2 separate regions of the Homo sapiens genome follow, and region 2 is linked to region 1. Evidence: read pairs that join two places in POLR2A ChIA-PET (ENCODE). Cell type or tissue: Caco-2. All regions are shown on one strand. Links, peaks and the distances in the headings refer to the core of each region. The heading gives the core; the rest is flanking DNA. Region 1 holds the start of LOC102724955 (a long non-coding RNA gene). Region 2 holds the start of LOC124907869 (a long non-coding RNA gene).

Region 1 (10,674 bases), core at 774-8,773:
CTTTTTACCATCAAACACTACTTTCATTAATCCAGCCAATGCACAAACAGATAATTTTGATATTTTTTTTGTTTTTTGAGGCAGTGGCTCGCTCTGTCACCCAAGCTGGAGTGCAGTGGTGCGATCTTGGCTCACTGCAACCTCTCCTTCCCAGTTCAAACGATTCTCCTGCCTCAGCTTCCCGAGTAGCTGGGATTACAGGTGAGCACCACCACACCTGGCTAAGTTTTTTTTTTATTTTTAATTTTTTTTTTTGAGACAGAGTCTTATTCTGTCACCCAGGCTGGAGTACAGTGGTGCGATCTTGGCTCACTGCAACCTCTGCCTCCTGGGTTCCAGTGATTCTCCTGTCTCAACCTCCCAGGTAGCTGGGACTACAGGTGCACGCCACCATGCCTGGCTAATTTTTGTACTTTTAGTAGAGACAGGGTTTCACCATGTGGGCCAGGCTGGTCTCAAACTCCTGACCTCGTGATCTGCCTGCCTCAGCTTATCACAGTGCTGGGATTACAGGCATGAGCCACCACGCCTGGCCACACCCAGCTAATTTTTAAACTTTTAGTAGAGACGTTTAGTAGAGACGTTTAGAGATGTTGGCCAGGCTGGTCTTGAACTCCTGACCTCAAGTGAGTCACCTGCCTTGGCCAGGGTGGTCTTGAACTCCTGACCTCAAGTGATCCACCCGCCTTGGCCTCCCAAAATGCTGGGATTACAGGTGTTAGCCACTGTGCCTAGCCATTATTTTGATTTTTAAAGCTCATTATCTTCTATGGAGTTTTGATAGGCCATTGATGCTACATCCAGAGATCTTGCTTTTTTTATTTTTATTTTTTTTATGAGATGGAGTCTCACTCTGTCGCCCAGGCTGGAGTGCAGTGCTGCGATCTCGGCTCACTGCAACCTCCACCTCCCAGGTTCAAATGATTCTCCTGCCTCAGCCTCCCGAGTAGCTGGGACTACAGGCGTGTGCCACCATGCCAGGCTAATTTATTGTGTTTTTAATAGAGATGGGGTTTCACCATGTTAGCCAGGATGGTCTCGATCTCCTGACCTCGTGATCCACCCACCTCGACCTCACAATTTTTTTTTTTTTTTTTTTTTTTTTTGAGATGGAGTCTCGCTCTATTGCCCAGGCTGGAGTGCTCTGGGGGTGTCTTGGCTCACTGGAACCTCTGCCTCCTGGGTTCAAGCAATTCTGCTCCAGCCTCCTGAGTAGCTGGGACTACAGATGTGTGACACCATGCCTGGCTAATTTGTTGTATTTTTAGTAGAGACAGGGTTTCATCATGCTGGCCAGGCTGGTCTCGAACTCCCCGCCTCGAGTGATCCGCCTGCCTCAGCATCCCAAAGTGCTGAGATTACAGGTGTGAGCCACTGCGCCTGGCCAGATCTTGCAATTTCTTTAGCTGAAGTTTGGAAGAAATGGAAAGCATCATGGCAGAAATTAACAGTAATATTCAATGTGGTAGAAACTTATATGCTGCAAGTAACTTTGCAGAATTCAAACTGCACATAAATTGAGTTACATTTGACCATGGGAAGTTGATCAGGCTGCTGTTTGAGAGATTCTAGACAGGCAGCCAGAGGAAGTTAGCGAAGGTAAATTTAACAACAAAAATGAAGAAAGTGATTGTGATAAAGAGAACATACGCGTCCCAGAGGCGATGCTGGCAAAAACTTCACCTTAACAGACCTCTTGGAGTTAATTTACAACACCGAGAGCCCAAAGGGCAAAATACTGGATGCTGATCCAAAAATGCTTAGTCCCAATATGTCTAATGTTTTAAATTACAGGTACTAAATAAATAGTGGTTTTGCTATTTTTAAATTTCCCTGTACATTTTTAACACAGTTTGTTGTTGTTGTTTTTGAGACAGAGTTTCGCTCTTGTTGCCCAGGCTGGAGTGCAATGGCGCGATCTCGGCTCACTGCAACCTCCGCCTCCTGGGTTCAAGTGATTCTCCTGCCTCAGCCTCCTGAGTAGCTGGGATTACAGGCATGCGCCACCACGCCTGGCTAATTTTGTATTTTTAGTAGAGACGGGGTTTCACCATATCGGCCAGGCTGGTCTTGAACTTCTGACCTCACGTGCCCAACCCACCTTGGCATCCCAAAGTGTTGGGATTACAGGTGTGAGCCATTGTGCCCGGCCCTACTAATTCTTTAATATCATCTGATACTCCATCTGGCCAAACTGCTTCTTAGACTTTCAGTCTTACTGGTTCTAGCCCATCCTTTGTTTCTCTTCCAAGTTACTTGAGACTCCAACTTCCGAGCCTTTTAGTGGCCAGCTTAGCTTCAGCCTTCTGGGGTCAGCCGAGTCTTTCCATCTGCTATCTAAGCTTCCACAATTTTGAGGTTTTGTTTCCTCGCCTGTTCACTATGCCTCTACAATATTCCTCCACTGCCCTAAGGGAGTGAAGGTAAATGTTTCAGTGTGTCTTCCCCTGGAAATTCTTGACTAGTTGGTATTTTAGTAGTATTTATTTATTTATTTATTGAGTTGGAATCCTGCTCTGTTGCCCAGGCTGGAGTGCAGAGGTGGAATCTCGGCTCATTGCAGCCTCTGACTCACAGGTTCAAGTGATTCTGCCTCAGCCTCCTGAGTAGCTGGGATTACAGGAGTCCACCACCACACCTGGCTTTTTTTTGTATTTTTAGTAGAGACAGGGTTTCACCATGTTGGCCAAGCTGGACCTGGACTCTTGACCTCAGGTGATCCACCTGACTCAGCCCCACAAAGTGCTGGGATTACAGGTGTGAGCCACTGTGCCCGGCTTTAGTAGTATTTTTTTTAAGTGAAACATTTATTGGAATGTTTACATTGAAAAGTTTTTTGAACAATTAGGTATAGAAAGTAGAGAATAGGCTGGGCGTGGTGGCTCACGCCTGTAATCCCAGCACTTTGGGAGGCTGAGGAGGGCAGATTGCTTGAGGTCAAGAGCTCAAGACCAGCCTGGCCAACATGGTGAATACAAAATACAAAATACTAAGAATACAAAAATTAGCTGGGTGTGGTGGTGCATGCCTATAATCCTAGCTACTCGGGAGTCTGAGACAGGAGAATCGCTTGAACTCAGGAGGCAGAGTTTGCAGTAAGCCGAGATCATGCCACTGCACTCCAGCCTGGGTGACAAAGTGGGACTCAGTCTCAAAAACCAAAAACAAACAAACAAAAAAAAGAAAGTAAAGAATGAATGAGTCTTGCTTGCTTTCCTGTTTCCTAGTCTCATTATCCAAAGGAAACCACTGGCAATAGTTGGCAAACCTTCATAGGCATTTTGTCTATGCATATGTGTACATATGCACACATACATACTTGCATGATCTTTCTGAGAGATGAAGCTGTTTATTAGTAAAGCCCCTGTGTTGTCTAGAAATTAAATAGTTTATTTCACAGAATAAATATCAGTGTTGAATCATCTGGTTAACCTCCTGTAGTCACTGAGAACTAGATAGTCAAGTTGGTGCAATAGTAATTGCGGTTCTTGCCATTGAAGGTAATGGCAAAAACCGCAATTACTTTTGCACCAATCTAAATAGATGTTACACAATCATGCACGTGTTTACCTGCAAGTTACCATAAGTGTTACAAGCTGGAGGTAAACTTTGGGCCAAGCTAGGGCTTTCAACAAATCATTTCCTGATTGGGGGAAATAAAAGGATTTGTTCTCACTGTATACCTCTTTCACCTTCATGTAATATAAAGCTGCTTAAAGACCAAAGGTACAAAGTTAGACTTATTCATTAAAGCTGAGTTGTAGTGTCCTCTGTAAAATCTAATGGTATGGGGATGCCTAGTCTATGAAAACCCTTTCTCCATTGTAATGTTTGTGCGGGGTATATAGAGCAAATATCTTAGTAACCAATGGGTTTTCTCTTGGCTCACACCAAAATCTTAATTTAGTGCTCCAAATTTTGATGAGGTTACTGAACTGATACCCCATGGTGTGAAAGTTGTTTCTCTTTTTAACACTGTTCTCTGCCTTATCTTTACCTCTGCTTGAGAGAGATCTAAATTCTTCAAGCTTCCATTGTTTTGCCTCACATACAATGAAGTACTGTATTTGAAGAGCCAGGGAAGGCCAGCTAGCTGGAGATTGTGGAGGTGCTCAGCCCAAACTTCCTTTTGTGACAGGTGGAGACTTTTGAGACATTATTAATGGTTTTTTTTTTTTTTTTTTTTTTTTTTTTTGAGACAGAGTCTCATTCTGTCACCCAGGCTGGAGTGCAGTGGCATGATCTGGGCTCACTGCAACCTCCACCTCCCAGGTTCAAGCGATCCTCCTGCCTCAGTCTCCCGAGTAGCTGGGACTACAGGCACGTGCCACCATGCCCAGCTAATTTTTGCATTTTTAGTAGAAACGGGGTTTCACCATGTTGGCCAGGTTGGTCTCAAACTCTTGACCTCACGATTCGCCTGCCTTGGCCTCCCAAAGTGCTGGGATTACAGGCGTGAGCCACTGTGCCCAGCTATTAATAGATTTTTAAAACAACTATAAAATAAAACATTAGAGCTGCTCATCGGCAGTTGTACTTACCTTTCTAATGATAAGGGTTTTGTGTAAACCCCTTTTGTTGCTGGATTTCTTAGTTTCTTCCTAACACACTGTGGTGCACTGGAGAATGATACTGCATTTATTAAAAGGAGCAAGATGCTTATTTTCTGGGAACTGCTGAAATGGTAGCAAGATCTCCCCTCCCAGGATATTATTGCCGAAGACCTAGATAGCAGGTCTCTACTTCCCATTCATTCTATTTCTAGAAGCAAGCAAATGTTCTCTAATTGCAGGCTTGGGATGAATGTCTCAGCAGTGTTTCCTGCTGTGCTAATTGGAAAAATACAATTTTCAACTAACTGTGTCCTGCTTTGCAAAATAATAGTTGGCATCCCAGTTGCCAGTTTGGTTCCTAATGTGAACTAGTACTTTTTAGTTTAGCACTGAAGATAATAGAACTTTGGAAATCCCGGGGAGAGCTGTGCTGTATACAAGGCCCATTGGAGATCTCATGTCAGCCCATAAGAATAAGTGCCTATTGATCTCTTTTTCTAGAAGCCTTTATTGAATTAAATTTTAATTTGAAAATTTTGGGGGGCCGTGTTCTGGGAATAATAATCGATATTGTCCATTAGTTGAACAGTCCTGTGATGGACCTTATGTGTACCTTATTGATTTGGAACGGAGGTTAATTTTCTTTTAGCTAAGATCTTGGCTTCTGGCAAGCTCTTCGTCAGCCTAAATGTGGTTGGCCTTGCCAGCTTTTTGGAAAAACTGTCAGCTTGGGAATAGAGATTTGGTCAGAGTAACTTCTGTTTAGAATCTTTTTTTTTATACTGGTTGTCTTGTTTCATGTAGAATTACTTTCTCACATAGAGAAAGGGTTTAAATTTTTTTTTTTTTAATTGAGATGGGGGCCTCACTCTGTCACCTAGGCTGGAATGCAGTGGTGCCATCTTGGCTCACTGCAGCCTCTGCCTCCCAGGCTCAAGTGGTCCTCCCACCTCAGCCTCCCAAGTAGCTGGGTCCACAAGTGCACGTCAACATGCCCAGCTAATTTTTGTATTTTTGGTGGAGACGGGGTTTCTCTGTGTTGCCCAGGTTGGTCTTGAACTCCTGAGCTTAAACAATAGGCCCACATTGATCTCCCAAAGTGCTGGGATTACAGCTATGAGCCACTGCACCTGGCAAGGCTTTACATTCTAAGTTTCCACTGGTGGCAGAGATCTTAATGTCAGTTGATTAAGTTGAGTTGATTAACTCAGCCTACCTGAGTTCTGATTCCATCTCTACTACTTACAAGTTGCATGGCATGGGATGTTGTTTAATCTTTCCAACCTTCAGTCCTCTTGTCTAAGGACTGGTGATGATAACAGTGCCTTATGTCAGAGGATTTTCATGAGGATTAAATAAAATAATGCATGTAATGTGTGTAGTGCCTGACTTCATAAGCACTTCATAGTGTTTATTAACTGACCTCATTCTCCATATAAATATATGTAATTTTTCTTGACATGGTAATATTCCACTTGACATTGATTCTCTAAGGTACCTTTTCCTGCCTGTGGTGTGACAAGTAATTTTCCTTCACTGTAACTTCATTTCTTAAGTCTAAAATAAATTTAATTTTGGTGAATTTGCCTTTAAATGCCCTATATTAATTAGGATTAGATTGAGCTGCGAGTGACAGAAAACTGCAATAACAAAGAACAGAAAGTTTATTTCTCTCCTACATAAATAAAAGAAGCCCAGGCCTATTATGGTGGCTCCATGGTCATCAGGATGGAAACACAGACTCTTTCTATCTTGTTCCATCCTCAACATGTGGTTGCGACTTCGAGACCCAAGGACCCAGAGATATCAGTTGTCTCATTGTTGGTGATATTAAGGTGTTCACATCACTAATAGCAAGGAATTTGGATGCCTTAGTAAGATATATTTCCATGCCAGAGGGTGGCATATAAATCCCACTCCTGATTCCAATTTCTGCATCAGGATCCAGTCAGGAGACAGAAATCTGAGTTATTTTAACAGAGCCTTTAATGAGAGTTGTTAGCTAGGTGTAAAGTGTTAACCAGGTAACTGAAGTGGCAAGAAACAAACATTAAGGTGTTATGGAGGTAGCAATCACTGAGGCTATAAGAGCTGAGGAAGCGTCACTCCCTGGCTGGAGCTGCTGTGTTGGCTTGGAAGGGTCCTGTGGGCCTGGGCCCTGGCTGCTGAGGAGGGCAGGCAGGCAGCTGGTGACTTGAAAAGGTGCATGAAGGGGTTGGTTTGGTGAGAGCTGAAGAACCACACACAGCACCCAACTGCTATGTCAGAAAGAACTGCTGGCCGGGCGTGCTGGCTCACGCCTGTAATCCCAGCACTTTGAGAGGCTGAGGTAGGAGGATCGCTTGAGGTCAGGAGTTCGAGACCAGCCTGGTCAACATGGTGAAACTACTAAAAATACAAAATTAGCCGGGCATGGTGGCGGGTGTCTGTAATCCCAGCTACTCAGGAGGCTGAGGCAGGAGAATCGTTTGAACTCAGGAGGCTGAGGTTACAGTGAGCCGAGATTGTGCCACTGCACTCCAACCTGGGCGACAGAGCAAGTCTCCATCTCAAACAAAAAAAAAAAAAAAAAAAAAAGGAAGGAACTGCTGCTATCAGAGTGAAGAAATGTGAGGTCACCCTTTGCGGGAACAGGAGGCGAGCCGGAGGAAGTTCCTTTTCCTCTCTCCAGCCTCGCCGTCTCAGCAGAGCGAAACAGGGGAGCCCCTGGCAAGCAAATGTTGGAAGGTTCCCAGCCCAGCGTCACAGCAGAGCAGAGAGGGTAGGGTTTGGAGCTGAGATATGATTGCTTCACAGCCCACAAAGGCGGTGTCTGCCAGGTTTCTCCATTGTGGAAGTGTCTTTTCCCCTTGGAATGAATGCATTCTCTGGGGGTCGGGGGTGGCGATGCTTTGAGATTGTGTGAATGTCACATGCTGCCACAGTCTTTCTGCCAATGGCCTTAGTATCTACTAATGAATCTCACCTGAATCAGTTATTATGAAGGTGGTTGTAAAATTATTTTCTATTTCTCTCATTCCTTGTACATCCGTTAGTTGGCATTCTTTGGTAAAGAAGAGCTTTCCCTTCTCCCTGGCCCCCATCCCTGGGAAATGTGGTTTTTAAGTGGATGGGCCACATACCCAGCCAAAGTTGGAGTTCTATCTATAAGGACTTGGGGGAGAGCAAGTACTGGTGTCCATGGCTAGCACTCTGTCACAGGGCTAAGCCCAGAGAGTCTTACTACTGCAGTTGAATCCACGATTGACTTGAATTGTAAAAACTTAAAGTAAAAAGAAGGAATTAGTGCTTCACACATGGAAGGATGGGAAAAGATAACCTGAATTCACAGGTGGTGTCTGGTGTTTCAGGACTGTCATTGTCCTGGGGGATTAACTGGGCCAGTGGTTCTCAACCTTGGCTGCTGACATAGTTTGGATGTTTGTCTCCTCCAAATCTCATGTGGAAAAGTGATCCCCAAGGTTTGAGGTGGGGCCTAGTGGGAGGTGTTTGGGTCATGGGGTCAGATCCCTTGTGAATGGGTGACCTGCCCTTGGTAATGAGTTAGTTCTTGTTCTATTAGTTCATCAACAGTTGGTTGTTAAAAAGGATATGGGGGCTGGGCGTGGTGGCTCATGCCTGTAATCCCAGCACTTTGGGAGGCCGAAGCAGGCAGATTACCTGAGGTCAGGAGTTTGAGACCATCCTGGCCAACATGATGAAACCCCGTCTCTACTAAAAATACAAAAATTAGCCAGGCGTCATGGCCTGTGCCTGTAATCCCAGCTACTTGGGAGGCTGAGGCAGGAGAATTGTTTGAACTCAGGAGGTGGAGGTTGCAGTGAGCCGAGACTGCGCCACTGCACTCTAGCTTGGGTGACAGAGTGAGACTCCATCTTAAAAAAAAAAAAAAAAAAAAAAGCCAGGCTCGTTGACTGACACCTGTAATCCCAGCACTTTGGGAGGCTGAGGCAGGTGGATTGTCTGAGGTCGGGAGTTAGAGACCAGCCTGATCAACATGGAGAAACCCCATCTCTATTAAAAATACAAAATTAGCCAGGTATGGTGGCTCGTGCCTTTAATCCCAGCTACTCGGGAGGCTGAGGCAGGAGAATCGCTTGAACCCAGGAGGCAGAGGTTGTGGTGAGCCGAGATCGCACCATTCCACTCCAGCCTGGGCAACAAGAGGGAAACTCTATCTCAAAAAAAAAAAAAAAAAAAAAAAGAGAATATGGGGGCTTGGCGTGGTGGCTCATGCCTGCAATTTCAGCCCTTTAAGAGGCTGAGGCGGGAGGATCGCTTGAGCCCAGGAGTTTGAGACCAGCCTGGGCAATATAATGAGACCTAATCTCTAAAAAAATTAAACAAAAAAGGATCTGGGACCCCCTGCTCTCTCTCTTGCTCCCTTTCTCATTGTGTGACATGTCTGTTCCCCTTTTGCCTTCTTCTATGAGTGAAAGCTTCCTGTAGCCTCACTAGAAGCCGAACAGATGCTGGTGCCACGTTTGTACAGCCTGCAGAACTGTGAGCCAAATAAACCTCTCTTCTTTATAAATTACCCAGCCTCAGGTATTCCTTTATAGCAATGCAAAATGGACTAACACAGCTGTGCATTAGACTTACCTGCGGAGCTTAGGCCTGGGTCCCATCCAAGGGCATTGTGATTTGATTGATATAGTTGTAGACTGAACATCGAGATTTTCAAAAGCTCTCTTGGGCATTCCAATATGCTTGCAGAGTTGAGAAGCTTGAAACAGGCAGCCTAAATTGGCCACACAGGGTAAATTAGTGCTCCTTGTTTCAATCCGTTGGATAGAAATGAAAGGACTGAACCAGGAAGATTGGCATGTCTTGCTTTCAAATCAGCACTTTCAAAAATCTGTCCATCGTTAGTGTTTGACCACATGGCATATTTATACATTAGATTGCTCACCTTCAAAAAAAAAAGTGACTGTTCTCAAAATCCAATTTAACTCAGCTGGTCCGATCCAGGTAACCAGATTTAGAGTGCTTTTCATGACTTCAGTCACAAGCTCATTTGAGCTGTTGTAAAAATGGAAACGACTTTTTCTATCTTAAGGATGGAGTGAAGGAGAGGATTCTGAAGCTGCAGAAGTGACAAGGGGTGGTCTCAGTAGAAATGACAGCAGTTGCTACTGTGCCTTGAACCTTGGCCACAGTCCCAGCATTGTGCCACATGCTTAATATAAAGTAGGTCCTTAAAACTTTTAAAAGTTGTGAAATATTCCAGACATAGAAAAGGCATAAAGAATAATGGCCAGGTGTGGTGGCTCATGCCTGTAATTCTAGCACTTTGAGAGGCCAAGGCGGGCGGAGCACCTGAGGTCAGGGTTTCCAGACCAGCCTGGCTAACATGGTGAAAACCCATCTCTACTAAAAAATACAAAAATTAGCTGGGCATGGTGGCGGGCGCCTGTAATCCCAGCTACTGTGGAGGCTGAGGCGGAAGAATTGCTTGAACCCAGGAGGCGGAGGTTGCAGTGAGCCGAGATCATGCCACTGCACTCCAGCCTGGGTGGCAAAGCAAAACTCCATCTCAGAAAAAAAAAAAAAAAGAAAGAATAAAATAATGAACACTTTGGTTCCCACCATACAGCTTAAGATTCCAGAGCTAGGCCGGGTGCGGTGGCTCACGTCTGTACTCCCAGCACTTTGGGAGGCCGAGGTGGATGGATCATTTGAGGTTAGGAGTTCAAGACCAGCCTGACCAACAGGGTGAAACGCTGTCTCTACTAGAAATACAAAAAAAATGAGCCAGGCGTAGTGGCGCATGCCTGTAATCCCAGATACTCAGGAGGCTGAGGCACGAGAATCGCTTGAACCCGGGAAGCGGAGGTTGCGGTGAGCCGGCATCAGGCCATTGCACTCCAACCTGGGCAACAAGAGCGAAATTCCATCTCAAAAAAAAAAAAAAAAAAATTCCAGGGCTTAGATTGGTTTTGACTGAATTTGGTGTTTATTATTTCTTTTTACTTTTATCACACACATATATATATAGCTAAATATATAAGATAAATATGTATATTATGTATAGTTATATATAAAATATATATTGGTTATATCCATATAACTAAATAAAATATCACACTCTTTTGCATGTTTTAAGCCACGTGTAAATGAT
Region 2 (10,674 bases), core at 1,424-9,423, 72 kb before region 1:
GGCCCTCCACATTTCTACTCTTCTTTCATCTTTACATGGACTCTGCAGGTTTCCTCCTAGCTCTCTGGCTATGCCACCACCTTCTCCCACCCAGCCGTGACATAATGATTTTCTTCAAGGCTTACACCAGGCCTCTTCTTATTCTCTCCTCTGTGCAGTGATCTCCTTCCTAGAGAATATCAGATAAGTCATTGGTTCACAGATGGTTATCTCCAGCCCTGGCTTCTGCCTTGGGCTTCCACCTGCTGCCATGGACCTTCATATAGATGTCTCAAAGGGAGCACTAAGTCCCAATGTGTCCGGAATTGCAGCAGGCATTATTTTCCCCAGCTTGTCATTCTCACCACCATTTCTTTGCACTCTGCCCCTGCAGAAGGTTTGGTATTGTTATTGTTGTTGCTGTTCTTTTTCTTAGAAGGCCTCACTCCATCTTAAGCCTGGATTTACAATTCCCCTTTTCATTTTTTTTTAATTTTTGTTTTATAGTTTGGGTATACAGTTCCCCTTTTGTTCATTTTATTTATTTGTTTGTTTATTTATTTATGAGATGGGGTCTCACTCTGTTGACCAGGCTGGAGTGCAGTGATGTGATCTCGGCTCACTGCCACCTCCACCTCCTGGGCTCAGATGATCCTCCCACCTCAGCCTCCTGAGTAGATGAGACTACAGGCACGCATGCCCAGCTAATTTTTGTCTTTTTAGTAGAGATGGGGTTTCACCATATTGTCCAGGCTGTTCTCTAACTCCTGAGCTCAAGAAATCTGCCTGCCTTGGCCTCCCAAAGTGCTGGGATTACAGGAGTGAACCACCATGCCCAGCCCCTTTTGTTTATTTTAAAGCTGAAATGAGGACTCAGTTAATTTTGTTGTAGTCTTGTCTGGTGAGGGGCGATTCTTCACCCTTGCTGCCGTCCCTCACACTCTTCCTATTTTCTAAATATGCAGTCAGTCATTTAGATCACATCACCTGTATGAATAAAAGCCTTTCATGTCGGCTGCATTCTTCAGGCTTCTAACTTCTTGCAATTCATCAGTTACGTCTAGTTACATCTGTGGATTCCTGCACCATTGCAGATGCAAAGCAGGAGAAAAGAAGGGTTTTCTTTTCATCTTTTTTTTTTTTTTTTTCTGAGACAGAATCACTCTATGGCCCAGGCTGGAGTGCAATGGCATGGTCTTGGCTCACTGCGAGGACCGTCTCCCGGGTTCAAGCATTACTCCTGCCTCAACCTCCTGAGTAGCTGGGATTATAGACATGCACCGCCACACCCAGCTAATTTTTTTGTATTTTTAGTAGAGATGGGGTTTCAATATGTTGGCCAGGCTGGTCTAGAACTCCTAACCTCAAGTGATCTGCCCTCGTCTGCCTCCCAAAGTGCTGGGATTCCAGGCGTGAGCCACCACACCCTGCCTTCATTTTTGTTTTGAAGGAATTACCTCCTACCCCTTAAGTCCTGCAGTCCCTGAACTTGACCTTATCTGCAGCAAAGATGAGAAAGGGGGAAGGTATGATAAAAGGAGAAAACACTTGCCAATGTTTTCTAAATTAACCCCTGACATTAAAATTTAACATTTTCTGCACTTCCTGATCACAGTCCTGTCTTTTACTCAGTTGTGGGCGTGCACTTTTTTTTTTTTTTGAGGTGGAGTCTCATTCTGTTGCCCAGGCTGGAGTGCAGTGGCGCAATCTCAGCTCACTGCAACCTCCACCTCCCGAGTTCAAGCGATTCTCCTGCCTCAGCCTCCTGAGTAGCTAGGACCACAGGCACGCGCCACCACGCCCAGCTAATTTTTGTATTTTTAGTACAGATGGGGTTTCACCATGTTGGCCAGGATGGTCTCAATCTCCTGACCTCGTGATCCACCTGCCTCAGCCTCCCAAAATGTTGGGATTACAGGCGTGAGCCACCGCGCCCAGCCTGGGCATGCATATTTTATGGATCTTAACTCGACTTTTAAATTTTCTTTGAGCATCTGGGAATTTTATGAAAGCACTTTGTTAGTTTCTATTAGTGTCCCCTATATCCAAAATTCTCATTAAAGAATGCCGTTTCCCATCTCTCAAGAATTTATCAATTCAGGCTGGGCATGGTGGCTTACGTCTGCAATCCCAGCACTTTGGGAGGCCAAGGTAGGCTGATTGTTTAAGGTCAGGAGTTCAAGACCAGCTTGGCCAACATGGTGAAACCCCGTCTGTACTAAAAAAACAAAAATTAGCTGGGCATGGTGGCAGGTGCCTGTAATCCCGGCTATGCGGGAGGCTGAGGTAGCAGGATTGCTTGAGCCCAGGAGGCAGAGGTTGCAGTGAGCCGGGATCACGACGCCACTGCACTCCAGCGTGGGCGACAGAGTGAGAGTCTTTTTTTTTTTTTTGAGACTCACACTGTGCACAGGAAGAAAATTATGTGAATGTCCTTCCTAACAGGGAGAGGCCTTCCCTGACCTTGCTCCCCTTGGGCTGCCATCAGCATGGGGCTTTCTTAGGTATCAAGGCCACCTCAGTTTGGAGAGATGCCAGAAGTGGAAGTGTCAGCCAGACCATGTTTTCATTCTACTTGTCTATATTAGATCAAAGTCAGAGAGAGAATCTCAGTTCATAGAGGGAACACTTTATAACCTGTGTTTATGGAGGAGAATCACATACCAAGTGGAATCACCTTGAAGCAAGGCTTGTGTGCCGGGGGCGATGGCTCGTGCCTGTAATCCCAGCACTTTGGGAGGCTGAGGCAAATGGATCACTTGAGGTCAGGAGTTTGAGACCAGCCTGGCCAACATGGTGAAACCCTATCTCTACTAAAAAATACAAAAATTAGCTGGGCATGGTGGTACATGCGTATAATCCCAGCTACTCGGGAGGCTGAGGCAGGAGAATCGCTTGAACCCAGGAGGCAGAGGTTGCATTGAGCCAAGATCATGCCACTGTACTCCAGCCTGGGCTACAGAACGAGACTCCATCTCATAAATAAATAAATAAATAAATAAATAAATAAATAAATGGGATTTCGAGACCAGGCTGTCCAACATGATGACCATGTTTGTATTAACTTAGCTGGGCGTCGTGGCACATGCCTGTGATCCCAGCTACTTGGGAGGCCGAGGCAGGAGAATCACTTGAACCCGGGAGGCAGAGGTTGCAGTGAGCCGAGATCATGCCATTGTACTCTAGCCTGGGTGACAAGAGCGAAACTCTGTCTCAAAAATAATTAAAAAAAAAAAAAGTGGAACCGTTTAGTAGATAATAATCACATAAAGAGTTATCAACTCTTTCCCTGTGTCAATGTTAAACATTCCCACCTCCACCTTCATCACATACTCTGTTGGAGAAGGGTACTTCTCTGACCCATAGCCAGGGCTGGCTGGTGAGACTTGTGTTAGCCAATGAGAGGTGAAAAGATGTGACATATGCCACATCTGGGCGGAAGTTTTAAATGGCATGCATCTTGTAGCTTTGCATTTTGTGTTTCATCTCTACGTTGTGGGAATGGCCTTAGAGGATGATGCTCATTCAGTCCGGGACCAGGAATGAGAATAGAAACTGAGCAGAGCTACAGGTCAACCTCAGTCCTCATTTAAATGATCAAGAACTACATGCTTCTTGTTGTAAGCCACTGAGATACTGTGGTTATTTGTTACAGCAGCAAAACCTCAGTGATACAATAGGAACAGGCAACTCACAAAAGAGGAAAGGAAAAATATGCAGTCTCTCTAACCATTAGAGAAGTGTAGATTCCAGTGAGATTTTTGGTCCTTCAGATTGGCAAAAACTAAAAAGTCTGATAATATCTAATGTTGACAAGAAAATGTAGAACTAGGCTGGGTGCAGTGGCTCATGCCTGTAATCCCATCATGTTGGGAGGCTGAGGTGGGTGGATCGCTTGAAGCCAGGAGTTTGAGACCAGCCTGACCGACATGGAGAAATCCTGTCTCTACTAACAGTACAAAAATTAGTCGGATGTGGTGGTGCATGCCTGTAATCCCAGCTACTCAGGAGGCTGAGGCACAAGAATTGCTGGAACTCAGGAGGTGGAGCTGAGATCATACCACTGCACTCCAGCCTGGGTGACACAGCAAGACTCTCTCTCAAGAAAAAAAAAAAGAAAGAAAAAGAAAAAGAAAATGTAGGCCAGGCGCAGTGGCTCACACCTATAATCCCAGCACTTTGGGAGGCCGAGGCCGGCGTATCACCTGAGGTCAGAAGTTCGAGACCAGCCTGACCAACATGGAGAAACCCCGTCTCTACTAAAAATACAAAAATTAGCCAGGCATGGTGGCACATGCCTGTAGTCCCAGCTACTCGGGAGGCTGAAGCAGGAGAATTGTTTGAACCCGGGAGGCAGAGGTGAGCCAAGATTGCGCCATTGCACTCCAGCCTGGGCAACAAGAGCAGAATTCTGTCTCAAAAGAAAAAAAAAGAAAAGAAAAATTAAAAAGAAAAGAAAATGTAGAAATAGGGCCAAGCGTGGTGGCTCACACCTATAATCCCAGCACTTTAGGGGGCCAAAGTGGGAGGATAGCTTGAGGCCAGGCGTTTGGGACCAGCCTGGGCAACATAGTGAGACCCCATCTCTTAAAAAAAAAATTAAAATAAGTAGAAAGTGTAAAAATAGGTACCTCATAAGCTATTGTTCATGGTACACACATTTTGGAGGAAAATTGCTGATACATTCCAAACTCTGCATGCTTGTTTGTGCCCGAGTTCATTTGGGATTGGGAGGGGAACTGAAATCACAAGAGAAATATTCAAGGGGTTCTCACACTCTCTTTGTATTGTTTGAAATCTTGTGACAATTAATTTATGTATTACTTCAACAGTTTGTAGGAAGCTTAATTTTTTTTTTTTTTTAGATGGAGTTTCGCTGTTGTTGCCCAGGCTGGAGTGCAGTGACACAATCTCAGCTCACTGCAACCTCTGCCTCCTGGGCTCAAGCGATTCTCCTGCCTCAGCCTCCCAAGTAGCTGGGATTACAGGCGCCCACCACCACACCCGGCTAATTTTTGTATTTTTAGTAGAGATGGGGTTTTGCCATGTTGGCCAGGCTGGTCTCAAACTCCTGATCTCAGGTGATCTGCTTGCCTCGGCCTCCCAATGTGCTGGGATTGCAGGCATGTGCCACCACGCCTGGCCAAGTTTTTATTTTTATTTTTGCTGTATTATTTATTCCTAATTACTTTGAATCATGCTAGTTCATGTGGTCTTTAAAAGTTTTTACTCTTTTTGATTAATTTTTATGTGTTAGTCTTGGATTGATTGACATTTTAATGTTAATTCTTTTGTTGCCATCATTTAGATATTTGTACCTTTCTTTTGAAGTTATACCTATCCTTCACTTAATGACTAATTTATTCCTAAAAACTTTGCTGCTAAGTGACAAACCTGCATATGAAAAAAATATTTCTATTAATTTTAATGAGAAAATACATCATTTATCTCAATCCAAGACACGTGAATAATTTTAATAGAAAAAAAATCAACCAAATAAAGAAAACATATTTATGTCAGTAGTAAACAACAATTTTTTTTTTTTTTTTGAGACGGAGTCTCCCTCTGTCTCCCAGACTGGAGTGCAGTAGCATGATCTTGGCCCACTGCAACCTCCGCCTCCCGGGTTCAAGCAACTCTCCTGCCTCAGCCTCCTGAGTAGCTGGGGCTACAGGCACGCGCCACTACGCCCGGCTAATTTTTGTATTTTTATTAGAGACAGGGTTTCACCATGTTGGCCAGGCTGGTCTCAATCTCCTGACCTCGTGATCCACCTGCCTCGGCCTCCCAAAATGCTGGGATTACAGGCGTGAGCCACAGCGCCCAGCCCAACAAGTTTAATGTAAATAAATATTATGTGCATAGAACTTCGTGTAATGTAGATATGTTGCCTTCCCCAAAAGAGGAACTCAGGACTTGACCATCGGGGAAGGGGCATTTTTCATCTTGCACCATTGTCCTCACCAATTTTTCAGTCTTTTGGGAGCTCATGATTACAGTGCCCTCAAACTTTACAGAAAATAAACTTATGGCACCCCAAATACGTTTGAAACAAAATTAAGGCTAAGCAAGGGCGTTTCCTAGCATGGAAGCATGCATGGAATTAAGATGCTGGCTCTGCCGCCGACCAGGAGGTGGCGCTGTCCCACACAGACCAGAGGCAGCTGCTTCCACGTGAGGCCTCCGGCTGGGAACTGCGCATGGAGATTTTGGGGTGTGTCTTTGCTGGAAACCCTAAGGTCAAGTATTACTTCTTACAGTGTACTTATTTAGTGTGTTTTTGGGGAGTCATTATACTGTAAAAAGGGAGTCATTACAAAAAGTGGCATAACTTTAGTTATTAACTGAATGGTGCTATGTGCAGATAAGTCCATAGCCCTGTATTTTAAAGATAATAGTTTATTCTTTCTACTTCTTAGGTTGGACATTGATTACACACATGTTTATTATAATATTTTTAAGAACACAAAATAAATGAAAGCAGGGTATGTATAGAATGGTGATGAGAGTGTATTATGAAACAGATTTTGATCTATCTAAGTCTGAGCTCTCTTGAGGTACAAAAATTAGAAGGAATTAGTAAAATTAAAACCTGATGTGAATAAAACAGGAAATAAAAACAAGGCAAAAGATGATTGAAAGGATTAATCTCAAATTGCTTCTTTCAGGATAAACTATATGCACCCTTCAGGAGACTGAATAGATAAAGAAAGTAAAAGGTTAAAAACAGATGCATTTAGAAATCAGAAAGGAATGTAATCAGAAATTGTCTGGAGGCTACTGCATGCCACTCTAGTAAAAATATTTCCTGCTGAACTTCTAAGGATCATATTTGACACAAGATGTAGAAAACACAAGTGTCCTAGTTACTGTGGAAAAGTTTGGAAAGGTGATTAAAAAAACGTTGTTTTTATTTTTTGAGACAGAGTCTCACTGTATCGCCCAGGCTGGAACGCAATGGCGTGATCTCGGCTCACTGCAACCTCCGCCTCTCAGGTACAAGCGATTCTCCTGCCTCAGCCTCCCAAGTAGCTGCAACACCACGCCCCGCTAATTTTTGTATATTTATTAGAGACAGGGTTTCACCATGCTGGTCACGCTGGTCTCGAACTCCTGACCTCGTGATCTGCCCACCTCTGTCTCCCAAAGTGCTGGGATTACAGGCATGAGCTACCATGCCCAGCCAAAAAAAAAAAATCGTTATATATATATATAAAATCTCCTTTCTCAGATTTTCCTCCTGTGGACATTTTGCTTTATTTGCTTCATTGCTTTTCTTTCTCTCTGTTCTTTTATTTTTGGAGACAGCATCTTGCTATTGTTCAGGGTGGCAACAGCAGTGGTGTGATCATGCAGCCTCGACCTCCTGGGCTCAAGTGATCGTCCTGCCTCAGCCTCCCACATAGCTGGGACCACAGGTATACACCACTATGCCCAGCTAATTTTTTTTTTTTTTTTTTTTGGTAGGGGTCTTGCTATGTTTCCCAGGCTGTTCTCAAATTCCTGGGCTCAAGGAATCCTCCCACCTCAGCCTCCCAAAGTACTGGGATTACCGGTGTAAGTCACTGTGCCCGGCCTCTCTCTGTTCTTAACATTTTTTTTCCCTGAACAATTTGAGAATGTGTTGCAGACATCATGGCCCTTTACCCCAGATGTAGTGTAGAGTGCACTAGTGAGGGAGCTTCTGGTATCAATGGGAAACTCACTGGTGGAGTCTCCATAGGCTAGGAGTGACAGTGAGATACGATGCCATTGAACTGGGCTCCCTAGGGTTAATGGGAGTGACAGGATTCTGAAATAGCAGAGGCAGGTGGAGGCACTTAACCATCAGAGACAAAGTGAGTACAAATTACTGGAATGGGCAGCAAGCCTGGACTGGTAGTCAGGGTGCCGTGATACGCAGATACCTGTGGCAATGGCCAATGGTCCACACAGTCCCCTGGGGAGAACACCATCCCATGGGGGATATTGCCTAGAGTATTATTTGACTGTATAACCAGGAAAAATGAAGATCTGGGGAGCAGAGCCCTATGTCATCTTCCACAATGAAAATCACAAGTCTGGCCAGGCACCATGGCTCACACCTGTAATCCCAGCACTTTGGGAGGCCAGTGTGGGTGGATCAGGTGAGGTCAGGAGTTCAAGACTAGCCTGGCTAATATGGTGAAACCCCGTCTCTACTAAAATACAAAAATTAGCCGGGCGTGGTGGTGGGGACCTGTAATCTCAGCTACTCACGAGGCTGAGGCAGGAGAATCGCTTGAACCCAGGAGGCAGAGGTTGCAGTGACCCGAGATCATGCTATTGCACTCCAGCCTCGGTGACAGAACAAGACTCCATCTCAAAAAAAAAAAAAAAAAATCACATGTCAGTTCTCAAGCTCAGACCCTGTTGACAGAAGGGCAGCCCAGTTCCCCCGAGGAAGAATCCGACAATGCTACTGCAAATACATGCAGCAAGTATTCCTCTAGCTCTTTGTTAAAGGGACCGAGCCATGTTCTAGGGTAACTGTCCACTATAGAAAGGGAAGTACCTAGATTTCTCAAGGGCCATGGAATACCAGGTTCATGAAATCGGTACCAGAGGATCTGAAATGCCACTATAGATCCCTGCCTAGAGTGGGCACGGGAGACAAGGTAATAAGCGGAGTCCTGCCTCATGTTTGTCTCATGTTTGTCCAGTGGGCCCACAGTTCCCTCTTGAAGTTATTTCCAGGTCTCTTAATTGGGGTGGATATACTTAGCAGGTAGCAGAACTTGCATATTAGTTCTCTCACCAATTATGTTAGGCAGGTCCAAGCATCAAGTGTCAAGATGATAAATAAAAAATAACACCACGTCTGGAGAATTGCAGAGATCAGCACCTCCATCAAAGACTAAAGATGCAGGGAGGATGGTTCCTATCATATCGCCATTTGGCTCATATGTATAAAAAACCATATGGATTGTGGTGGATGACTGTGGGCTTCCATCAACTTAACCAAGTGATAGCCGAAATTGTAGCTGCTAGGCTGGATGTTTACCTGAACAGATCGATACAGCCTGTGGCACTTGGCATGCAGCTATTGATCTGATAAATGCATTCTTTTCAATCCTCATGAGTAAAGAGACTCAAAGTTATTTTGTTCACATGTAGGGAAGGCAGCAGAATAGATTTACCTTCTTGCCCCAGTGCTATGGTAACTCTTCTCCTCTCTATCACAGTATGATCCACAGGGACCTGATCATCTTGCCATTCCACAGAACATAATGCTAGCTGGACTTGGTTGAACAAAATATGGCAGGTACTCTGAATGACCAGATGCCAGTTGGTGGGAGACAGGACTCCCCTCCCCTAAAATTCGGAGGCTTTGCCATATTGGTGACATTTGTAGGGTCCACTGGTCTGAAACAAGTTGCTGTACCTTAAGCACCCCCTATTGCTAAGAAAGAGGCATTTTGAGGCATCATATACCACACTGGCAATACAGCATTTACTCATTTATCTCCTAGTTCAAATAATACCCAAACAATGAGACCCTGCAGCAGATCCAAGGTGTGGGGCAAACTGCCCTGCTCTTTGCCTTCTATGCCAGCGGGCTCAGTGATGCTAGTGTAGGCATAGTAGATCAAGATGCCGTGTGGTGTTTCTGGAAAGTCCACTGGGAGAATTGCAGCACAGACCCCTAGAGATCTGGAGCAAGACTATGCCTTCTGTAACAGACAATTATTTGCCATTCATTGGAAAAGCAATTCTTGTCATACCATTGGGCCCTAAAAGAGATTTTGAAATTGACCATGGGGCATCAAGTGACTTTGCACCTGGAGCTGCCTTTCAAGTATGATAGAAATGGTCATTCAGGAGCAGGTCGAGAACATAAGTAAGTTAAATGGACACATGGCCCAGATCCCCAGGTCATCCACCTCGGTTGCATTGAAGCCATTGACTCAGCTGATGTCCATAGCCTCAGGTAGGTGTGTATGATCAACTGATAGAAGAACAATCCTGGGCCTTGTTGGTGTGAGCTGAAATAGACTGTTATCCACTGAAGTAGACTGCTATCATACTACAGCCCTACTCAAGGTGGCCCTCAAAATAGCCATGAGGGGAAATCTTCCCAGCAATCAGAGCTGAATAGTGTATTTGGCCATCCACTTTGTATAGAGGGAGAAGAGGCCTGAAGTAGGTATGAGTATGGACTCCTGAGCTGTGGCAAATGGCTTGGCTAGTTGGTCAGGGACCTGGAAGGACCAAGTTAGGCAAAAGGGAGACAAGGAGATTTTGTATTTTTAGTAGAGATGCAGTTTCGCCATGTTGGCCAGGCTGGTCTCGAACTCCTAACCTCAGGTGATCCGCCCACCTCGGCCTCCCAAACTGCTGGGATTACAGTCGTGAGCCACCATGCCTGGCCTAGTAATTAACTTTACATATTTTGACATTCATAATTAACATGTATAAAATCAAGAAATAGCTCTACTGTCCTTCAACTATATAAGGATATTTGATTACATTAACCTCACATCCTCTCCCCCTTACATGCTGTGTTTCTCTTGCTCTTTTGGGCCCAGAAGACATTCTTACAGGGTACTGTACCATCAGTGTTCTTTGTTCTTTCCTGCGTCTCTGATCTTCCTGGATTACTCTTCTGCATAAGCACATCCTTCAGAATTTATGGCAGCTCTTTTTGGAGCAAACCCTCTATATCGTTAGCCCAAA

Evidence for each region. Peaks named below come from ENCODE experiments on the same cell type or tissue, not always from the same donor. Only the 100,000 strongest peaks of a DNase experiment are listed, where the experiment ranks them.
Region 2: POLR2A ChIA-PET joins it to region 1 with 10 read pairs; 9 of 35 experiments call an interaction of 5 or more read pairs at or near these places.

What each region holds. Positions count from the first base shown.
Region 1 is chr2:112,667,179-112,677,852 of GRCh38, forward strand. It overlaps LOC102724955 (a long non-coding RNA gene), which reads left to right and starts at 7,121. Exons shown (of 4, transcript XR_001739643.2): 1 at 7,121-7,314. In Caco-2, for the core only: no CTCF peak of the experiment used is centred there; no DNase peak of the experiment used is centred there.
Region 2 is chr2:112,594,096-112,604,769 of GRCh38, forward strand. LOC124907869 (a long non-coding RNA gene) reads left to right here and starts at 5,764. Exons shown (of 2, transcript XR_007087193.1): 1 at 5,764-6,218. In Caco-2, for the core only: a CTCF peak has its summit at 6,118 (motif pointing right); a DNase peak (open chromatin) is centred at 6,146.